Regions from separate parts of the Homo sapiens genome. Here region 1 is linked to region 2. Evidence: read pairs that join two places in POLR2A ChIA-PET (ENCODE). Cell type or tissue: B cell. All regions are shown on one strand.

What was found. ChIA-PET counts read pairs that join two places held together with the same protein. Peaks named below come from ENCODE experiments on the same cell type or tissue, not always from the same donor. Only the 100,000 strongest peaks of a DNase experiment are listed, where the experiment ranks them.
Region 1: POLR2A ChIA-PET joins it to region 2 with 6 read pairs; 5 of 35 experiments call an interaction of 5 or more read pairs at or near these places.

The regions. Positions count from the first base shown.
Region 1 is chr2:28,010,339-28,015,338 of GRCh38, forward strand. The region is part of intron 4 of BABAM2 (BRISC and BRCA1 A complex member 2); the gene reads left to right. Among named protein-coding and RNA genes, the nearest start is that of MIR4263, 16 kb to the left of the region's middle. In B cell, no CTCF peak of the experiment used is centred here; no DNase peak of the experiment used is centred here.
Region 2 is chr2:27,895,959-27,900,958 of GRCh38, forward strand. All of the region lies in intron 2 of BABAM2 (BRISC and BRCA1 A complex member 2), which reads left to right. It also overlaps the pseudogene MYG1P1. Among named protein-coding and RNA genes, the nearest start is that of BABAM2-AS1, 7.3 kb to the left of the region's middle. In B cell, no CTCF peak of the experiment used is centred here; a DNase peak (open chromatin) is centred at 1,973; H3K27ac peaks cover 1,194 bases.

The sequences.
Region 1 (5,000 bases), 110 kb after region 2:
TTTCCTTAAGAAAAATCATTATAATCATCATTGGGTTAGTAAAAATAGATTAATCCTCTATGTAGATTTTTCTGCAGATAAATGTAGGAAGCTACTCAATTTTTGTCTCTGGCAGAAAACCCAAACCAAATCTATACTTTTGGTTGAAGTGCTCTTGAATAGTTATATGGCCTAGTAAGAGCTTATGTGCCTCTTCCTCTGATCTTTCCCCTAAAGAGGTAAAAGGGTGATAATGGTGTTGTGGTGTGTCAGTGCTCTTTTATTTTCTTATTATTCTTTATTTCCATTTTTTTTAAGTGACAGGAACCTGATTCAAACTGGCTTTAACTATAAAGAGAATTAATTGGCTTAGAGAACTTAACAGTCCAGAATTGAGCATCAGACAAAGCTTGGTCCAGTGGCTGAAATAATGTTATTTAAGGACCTGGTTTCTTCCCATTTCTTTTCTTCTCTGCTCTTCCTCCCATTGTGTTAACTTTTAGTCCCCATATCCACACAGGTTCACAAGTCTTTTCCCTTGTGAATAAAAAATTGTTACTCCAATTCAGACTTTATATTCTCCTTTCATAGGAAGAAAGAAAGCCTTTATTTCTCAGCAGTCCCAGCTGATGTCTTTGTTTATCTCATTGGGTTTGACTGGATATGTGTCCAGTGGCTGAATCAAACATTGAGCTAAGTGCATAGGCAATGTTGATGGGGTTAGATAGTGAGGACCTATAGAGCTTATAGAGAACTGGAGGTTCCCACTCAAAACTTATGCCTGAGAATGGGGAAGGGAAGTCTCCCCCACAAAATTTGGTTTGGTGTTATCAGCAAGAGGGGAATGGATGTTGGACGTGAAACAATGGATGTTTACTAAATGTATGTTTAGACCAAGGATATTATATGGATCTGGGGATAAGAGGTAGAGTTTTTAGGGAGAAGAGTAAAGACATTGAAAGCTCTTTAGTATCCCGTGTATTGTGCTTTGTGGATATCCTTTCCTTCAGTTGAGTGTCTATTTTGCTTTGCTTTTTCTTTCTTGCTCTTATAGCTGCATGTGGCTGTTATAACCCGAAGAGCCTGGGGTAGTCTCGTTTTCATTCAGAGTTCTACCTGCCCATTTGCACATAAGTTGTGTTACTAGGACATTGGTGGTTTTAAGACACTGGCCAGAAAAGCCTATAGCTGGGATTTCGACTAAGAGGAAGAGGGTCTGGCAAATATTGCAGGTCTAAAGTCCAGGGAGCTCAGCTAAGATGTGGAGAAACAGTTACATAATATAAATCATTGTAGCCCAGGGGCCTATTCTCACTAGGGAAGTCATCTAGGGCAGAGATCAGAAACTAGGTGTCAGAGCCTGCAGATGTTTCTCCAGTTGTAAATAACAAATTGGTTGAAACTGTTTGCTCTTCTTGTTCCATACTGCCTATTCCTGTGGGTTTGTTTGTGATTATCATAGTCAGAAGGAAATCAGAATCTACTGTGGGGTCTGGTGCCGACTGAGACAGGAAAATGTTACTATCTTGATCTGGGAGAATGGATAGGAGTTCCCTATGGCTATAAAATATTCAGTGCCAGCAAAGGGTCACTAAGCTTAAATGATCTTTCATTGTGATTTAAATAATTTGCTCCAAGTTTAAAATCTTTGGACGGAATTGGGATTCTTAACTCTCTAAGTTTGAAAGATTCCTGAAGACATTTTCTAATGAAAAGTGTAACACTAACAAAGTGTTTGCTTTAACTAAATGATTGCAGTTAATTTCTTGTAAAGAAACACAGAAGCACACATTAACTTAAAATAAGCTCACACTGTTGTTTCTTGTAGTACAGCCAGGAAAAACAGTAACAAGCTGTCTCCTTCAAAATCACATCCCTGGATGATATTCGAGCAACCTGGAAAATTTAAATACTTCCCCAGGAAAAACAATTTGAATTAAGTTAGAAATCATATTTGCTAATTCCCTTTCTGCCATTGCCTTTCATTCTCTGGGTCTGAGTAGCATTAATTGAGGTGTGTGGCATCAATAGCTAAGGTAAATGGTGACATTCATTTTAGAACCACAGCCAAGCTGGGGCCACAAAAATAGTTTTAATGTTTAGGATTCATAAGTCAAATTTTAGCCTACATTGACATTTTGTCCTAATAATATTAATACATATATTTTTGAGAAACCACTGGTTTAAAACTTGAGCATTTTGGCCCCAAATAGATTTGATTTTGTATTTAAACGATATTACCTTAAAATTGTGAGGATAAAGACAACACCTATGGAAGAAATAGAGTATATTTAGTTGTTAGTCACTCTAGTACTCTTCACGGTGCTTATGTTCAATAATTTCAGTGTTCTTGGCCTTAGTTCTCTAATGCGTGTTTTGGAAAATACATTATTTTTATTCTCTGCGTGGTTACAGTTTTAAGAGAAAAATGGCTAATTAAGATTCTTTTCCTTTGGAGGGTATTCTTTTCATTCCTGTCCCACTTGAGGGACTTTCCAAGATAGAAAGGAATTTGCCTACTTTCTTTCTCTTAATAAATGAGGAAGATTAGATCAAGAGATGTGGTTTAAAATTTCTTCGCTCTCCACTTCTCTCCCACCTTTGTTTCCTCCCATTTATCCATCCCCGATTCTTAAGAAAGAAACACAAGTTGGAATTAAGCTGGGTGATCCTAGAGACTCATTTGAAGTGGAAATTCAAGATGGAGTGGGGCTGCATACTGGTTACCTTCTTTTAAGAGGAACTGAAAGGTAATCTATATAGCAATTTCTGATGGGCAAGAAGGGACATCACAGGCTTTTGAATTTTATAAATGGAGCCATAATTATAATTAGCTATCATTTTGGGATACTTTTGCATGTTTTAGGTTTAAAGCTTACTTGCCTATGGAGGAAACTAGACATGTGAAGTATGCCACCTCCAAAGATTCTGACACCCTGGCACAAAATTGAGATGATAAATTCTGATAAGATTCCACCAGTAGGTCATCTCTTGGTAGATATTTGAACATGCCCTAGAATTCCTCTGTTAGTTGGAAGTTTGGCTTACCTAGCAACTGGGTGAGGCTGCCTACTGAATGGCATTTTGAAAAGTTCAGACTTAAAATTTCCTATTTTGTTTTTTCTCCATTATGAGTCTTACCAGTCCTATCACAAACTTTTATGGGAAAGTGGTTTTTCAGCTACAAAGGTATTTGTGCATTTTGCCCAAGACATATGTCCTCCTCAAGAATATATAACTGTCATATTCTGTATTGACATGAGAATCAGGATCATATTACCACAAGTAGCTAGAAGATTTCATTGGTTGTAAGCCAGGGAATGGTCTGATTGATTTTGTCCAGCAAGTAAAAAAAAAAAAAAAAAAAAAAAGCTCTTACACACACACACACACACACACACACACACACACACGTGTGTGTGTGTACACGTGGCTCACAGTGAAGTTGGTTGTTGGTTGAGAGGCAGGTCAGAACCTTGGAGAGCTCAAGATAAAGGAGGGGCAGAACCACAATCAGAAGCTTCCATGGCTTCCATGGCTGCTCCCAAAAACTCCCCAAAACAGTTGAGTTTTTCTGGAGCAACTGCCAGCTCCACTCTGCTTATCGTTAAGATATGTAGGATTTAAGAAGATAAATCCCTTTTACTCCAAGCATGAGCTGCATATTTGTTGACTAATTTGATAATTTGTGGCTAAAGTCTTAAAAACAAAAACTGAAAGGAAAAAAACAAAGGGACATACTTTTCTTCACGTTTTTGTGAAGATCCTATGCCATTCCTCCATGGCCATGTTATGATTACTGATTCCACTTAGCAGGGCTTCTGGTATTGAGATGAGGGTCACATACAGGATGGGGGGAGGTAACATTAAGATTTCACTGAACTATTCACTGTGTATTAGACTAGATCAATTTTTCCAAAAAAAGATTCTTTTCAAATAACAACATATTTGATAAAACTCCAACCAAGCCAAACTAAAACAAACAAAAACCAGAACAACAGAGGTGTTCTGGTTAAAACAGGCTTTAGAAAGCCTGAAGTGCCTTCTGTTCAGACTAATTCTGGCTCCACCAGAAGCCCCCAAACACAAGTCGCAAATCACCATGTTTTACCGGCATACATTCAGTTTACTTGACAGACACAGTTCCTAAGTAAATGTGAGGACTTAACCTAACTGTGTTTCTAGGAATACTTTTACTAGCCCAAATTAATCCCAGAAGTGGCCATTTATTGGTGTCTACTTAGCTATTCATTTGGATGGCAGATATTTGCATTTCTTTCTTTCTTTTTCTTTTTTTTTTTTTGCCACTCAACTTGTTTATGGTTAAGTCTCAGCTTCAATATGAAGCTGGTTTTTTTTTTTTTTAAATCAAAACCCTGCATTTTACATGCTAAATATCTTGGCAAGTAGGTTGTTAAACATAGTAATGAACTTAAAACAGCGAGAGTGAGGAGTTAACAAAAACTAAACATTGCAGCCTAAACAAAATTCATACAAAAAATAAACTATCACTGGTTACATAAAATTTTCCTGACTGGTTAAAACTTAGTATAAAATGTGCATTTTAGAATCCTTAGCTATCAAGTTCAGAAAGTACCAGTGTCTATTTAAAATAATTCCTTTCCCAAGCCAAAGCGTAATCAAAATTAATTCAAATGACATAACACATTCTAATGCTAAAAAATATTCATTATTATTGAAGTGGAAGTAAATCCCAGAGCTTTTGGGTCTTTCTCATGCTGCAAATGGCTGTTTCTCTGGTTCACTCAAAGCAGCATATGACAGCATCCAAGGATGACACTAAGCTCAGTAAAGGGCAAGACTGCTGGTAGCCAGCTCTGACCTTCCTGTGAAGCATGGCTGCTGTGTCCACAAAACAGATGTGTGAGGATCAAAGGCACACTATTCTGCTAGCTAAAGAGATAGCAAACCACCCCCTAACCCTAAAAGCTCCTTCCCCAGGTAAATAAAGGTATACAAGGGGAAAAATTAAAATACATTTATCTACAGAGTAAGGGTTT
Region 2 (5,000 bases):
CAGCTTTTTGTCATTGGGAGTGCTATCAAGTGGCTTTTGGGTCCTTTTGACATATCCCCATCATTTTTGAGTCCTTTCTTACTAGAAATGTTGCCTTTTTTTTTAAGATGGAGGAAATTTCACTGGACTCTGGGATTTGTGGGAAGCATAGGTATTGGACACTAGGGCAAGTTTGCAGGGGCCATGCTCAAGGTACCTTCTTGGATATGGCATCCACAAATGAAGCTGTTGATATGGACAAAGATGCAGCCAGGAATCTCACTGACCTGGTACAGGGCGTCCTGAAGAAGCCACCGTGGCTTGAGCAGGGGCAGCTAGCTTTAGAATGAGTGGGGCTCCTCAGGCACACACTGTACTACTATTGTCTAGTCTGGTCAGTATAGATAACAAAGATGATGGCTGGGGTAGGGGCAGCCTAGATTCCAGGTGGTAGAGTTGTTCCTTTCAAGGGCATCCACTTTTGCCATTTCCCATCTCTCTCCACTTAGGTGCACCTGGAATCACTGGGCCAGGGCCCCAGGCCCCAGTCTGGCAGCCAGATGTACCAATAGAAGCCTAGTCTCTGCAGAAACTCTTCTCTAAGAGTTAGATCCATCACACACTTGAACCCTACCTTGGTTGGGCTGGTTCCAGGTGGGATTAAGTTGAGCCAGCATTCAGGCTAGTGGCTAGGGTATGTCAAAGTTTCCCCTTCTTCCACTGGTAGGTCTCATTATCTATTGTGTCCACCTCCTCCATGAAGTTCTTGTACATCTTGTCATAGAGGATGCACACCATATTTTCCTCTTCACTAGGCTCCAGCAACTGGGCCAGCAGCTTGTGCCCAGCTGGGTCTGGAGCAGCTTGTGCCCAACTGGGTCCACATTGCTCAGCTGGGTCCGCCATTGCTTCCCAGGTGACAGGGAGCTCGTGGTCTCTGTGAAAGATCTCTGGTGATGGTCATATCAGTGTCTCTGTGGGTAGTACTTTTCACACATGTCCACCATGATGTCACATGAAGCTGATTTTTCAAGGTCCTCGGTCTGCACCCTCTCTGCATCCCGTAGTCTGGCAGGAGGCAAAGCAATGTGCATGTCATTGTCTTGTCACAGTGAATGGTGCCCTTGTGTGTCTCCATTCATGATGGTGCCATGAGGTTGCTGTGGGATCATTTGGGTAACAGGATGGACTCTGAGACAACCATGCAGTGCTGGGTTTGGAGGGGTGTTAGCAGTGGTGGCAGCAGCAGTAAAAGCAGAAATGTTGTATTCTTGATTCTCTTTCTGCTTTCTCCTTGTTAGACTGTTTTGCCTTTTGCCATCTACACACCTTGCTGTTGTTTGACCAAGCTAAAGACTTGGGTATAAGAATACTGAGTTAACGTTCTTTAGTGGTAAGATAAAAAACTAAGACACTTCTTTGGAATAGTAGGATGCTTTTGAAAACATCTGATATTATCTTCAATTTCATTAATCAAATACTTATGGAGCATTTACTATTTACTAGCCATTTTGCTAGTGTTAGGTTAGCTGCTTTTTTGTTGAGGCAAGAGGATTTGGTAGAAAGAACTCTGGTGGAGTTGATCAGAAGACAGTTTTAACTTTTTTTTTTTTCTTCTAAAAGTTAACTATACACATTAGGGGATTTATAAATCAACTCTCATCCTTAGATAAGCCAGGGATTGGAAAGTGACTTTTTAGGGTTTTTTTTTGTTGATTTTTACTGGTTTAGAATTTTTGCCATTTAGTCAAGCAGCAGGCCTGGTGCTCAGACAGACTTCCCCAGCTTATAAATGGTGGTAGGAAGTGGGGATTCTGAAATAGAGACTGTATATAGGATTCATTCAGTCTGAATTTCCACATTATTATAGACAATCTAGATAAAGATTGGAGCCTCCTAAATTACAAAATGCTTTCTTTAGATGGACTCCATCTGTAATTGAAGTCATCAAGATCAGATCTCAAGAGGGTATTTTCCAGTTTCCCTCACTGTAATTTTTGGCCTGCAGAAAGTAGAGTGATGTACTTCCTTTACTGTGCTCATTTCTTCTCAGTTTGTGGTTTTGACTTTGATTTCCTCTTTCTGGGATCTTTAAATCAGTATATTTTTCTTCTGGGTCTGAGAATAAAAAGATTTTCAAATGGATCACTGGATATTTCAGAGTAACTCTTCAGGTTTTCCCACACTTTCATGTTTCTTTCCTTCTTTGATTAAAAATAACATCTTTATGTCTGCATTGTGCTCATCTCTTTTTTTCTGTGTTTTTGAAGGTTTAAAACTGTTGGTCTTTTCATAAGTTCCTTTGGTTCATCAAGATTGTGCCTAATCCTATTTTCTTTTCCTTCCCACCTCAGGTCTTCTGGACCTAGCCTATCTTGCATTTTACTGCTAGGAACAAACACATTAAGGATTTTCTTCTTTTATTGGAATGGGGTGAGCTTGGAGAAAAGAAGGCATTTCAGATGTCCATTGATAGTCTTAAGTCTGTGTAGCCAGAGGCAGTTCCCATTTTCTCACTGGATCTCAATTTTTTATCCATAAAATGAACAATCAGATTAGATGACTGAGGTTTTTGCAGGTCAAAAGTCCTGCAAAAACAACTCAAATGTCCATCAGGTGATGAATGGATAAACAAATTTGGCATATCAAAAATAGAATATTATTTAACCATAAAAAGTAGTGAAGTACTGATTCATAGTACAACATGATGAACCTTGAAAACATTGTGCTAAGTGAGAGAAGCTCATTACAAAAGGTCACATAGTATGTGATTCCGTTTATGTGACGTGTCTAGAATAGGCTAATCCATAGAGACAGAAAGTAAATTAGTGGGTGCCAGAGGCTGGGGGAATCAGAAGTGACTGCTTGAGTGAGGGATTTCTTTTTGGAGTAACAAAAATGTTGTAAAATTAGATAGTGGTGAAGGTTGCATAGCTTTGGGAATAGATGAAGAATGATCAAATTGCACACTTCACAGTGATTTTATGGTATGTAAATTACATCTCAGTAAAGCTGTCATTAAAAAAAAAAAACCAAACAACCTGAGCTGGGCACAGTGGTACATGCTTGTAGTCCCAGCTACTTGGGAGGCTGAGACAGGTGGATCACTTGAGCCCAGGAGTTTGAGACCAGCCTAGGCAACATAGCTAGACCCCTTCTCTAAACAAAAATAAAGAAAAAAAATAAAACCAACCCATCAACCAGGAATGTTCATTGACCTGAATATATAGGACATAGAAATAAATCTTTCTTTTTTAGCATGTCACAGACATTCTTTTCAGAGGTAATGAAGACCTGACAGGGGCCTGATGGCTAGTGGACTGGTGACTGGTATATGTAAAGTGATATCAACCTGAAATTCTTACTCTTTCTATCAGTATCCTGAGAAACCAGTTACGTTTTTCAGCATAAAGTCTTGTTGCTTCTTTTTCACAGATTCCCTTTTGGGTGTTCTCAAATTCCTGAATGTTTAGTTGAAGATTTAAGTGCAAATAGTGGGATCTGATGACAAATTTGAAATGAATCCACTAGTCCTAGTGTTTTTTTTTTTTTTCGTGACAGAGTTTCGCTCTTGTTGCCCAGGCTGGAGGGCAATGGCGCGATCTTGGCTCCTCAACCTCTGCCTTCTGGGTTCAAGCGATTCTACTGCCTCAGCCTCCTGAGTAGCTACAGCGTCCGCCACCATGCCTGGCTAATTTTTTGTATTTTTAGTAGAGATGGGGTTTCATCATCTTGGCTAGGTTGGTGTCAAACTCCTGACCTCAGGTGATCTACCCACCTTGGCCTCCCAAAGTGCTGGGATTACAGGCGTGAGCCACTGTGCCTGGCCTAGTCCTAGCTTTTTCTGGATTAACTGCCTGAAAAATATGTGATATGGCATTTAATGACATTTAATATGTATGGAATTTACTTTCGTTAGCTTCAAAAAAGAAATAAAAATACCTCTACCCACATTCATAAAATGATGTGAAAGACCTTGTTAATCTGGAACATTATTGATGCCTTTTATGTAGTACTTGTCTGAAAGATTCAGGGAAGTTCTTTAGAAGTTCATTAACAATTCCTTCTTCAATCCTTCCATCAGCCGAAGTGTGAATTTCTCGTTTCTGTAACAAAACAATGACAGAGTTAGGGAAAAGAATGGCTTCTTTTTGGTGTGTCACTTTTGGCATTCCTTTCTTTTAGATCTTCAGCAGACACAGTTATGAGTGGTAGGATCTACATGTCTAATTTCTATTAACTCGAAGAGGTATACCCTATAGGACACAGTATAAATAAAAGTATAAAACAAGGAGACAATTTTTAAAGGTCACAAGAACCAGTCTTATTACATGTAGCCAGTTGGCCTTGAAGAGATAAGGTCTAAGTTATCTATATTCTAGATCTGGTTCATAGGAGAAATAGGCAAGAACCTAATCGAAGCAAGATTTCTTTTTTTTTTTTTTAAATAGCAATTCATATATATTTCTCTTATGTTATCTAGATTTTTCTACCTTACTTAATAAGACTGTGTATGTTTCTAAACTCCATTGCTAGACCCATCAGTATCTTAAGGGCCAAGTTCTTGTTTAATTTATGTTTATACCTCCTTAAGATCTATCTTCGTACTTTTCACATGTAATGTAGTAAGTAGGATTTGAATGGATGAATGAATGAGTTAGATGTTTTCCTTGAGAAACTACTTGTTTTGGGTATCAGAGTGGTTTGTTCTTGTGGTTTGGAAGGATTTTTATTGGCCTGATAGTGTATTGCTTACTTTCTGTTATGCATAATTCTTTTTAATGACATTCCCTGAAATGAGTTGACATTTTTGAAATTATAGTAGGCCGGGCGCGGTGGCTCACGCCTGTAATCCCAGCACTTTGGGAGGCCGAGGCGGGCATATCACAAGGTCAGGAGATCGAGGTCATCCTGGCTAACACGGTGAAACCCCGTCTCTACTAAAAATACAAAAAATTAGCCGGGCATGGTAGCGGGTGCCTATAGTCCCAGCTACTCGGGAGGCTGAGGCAGGAGAATGG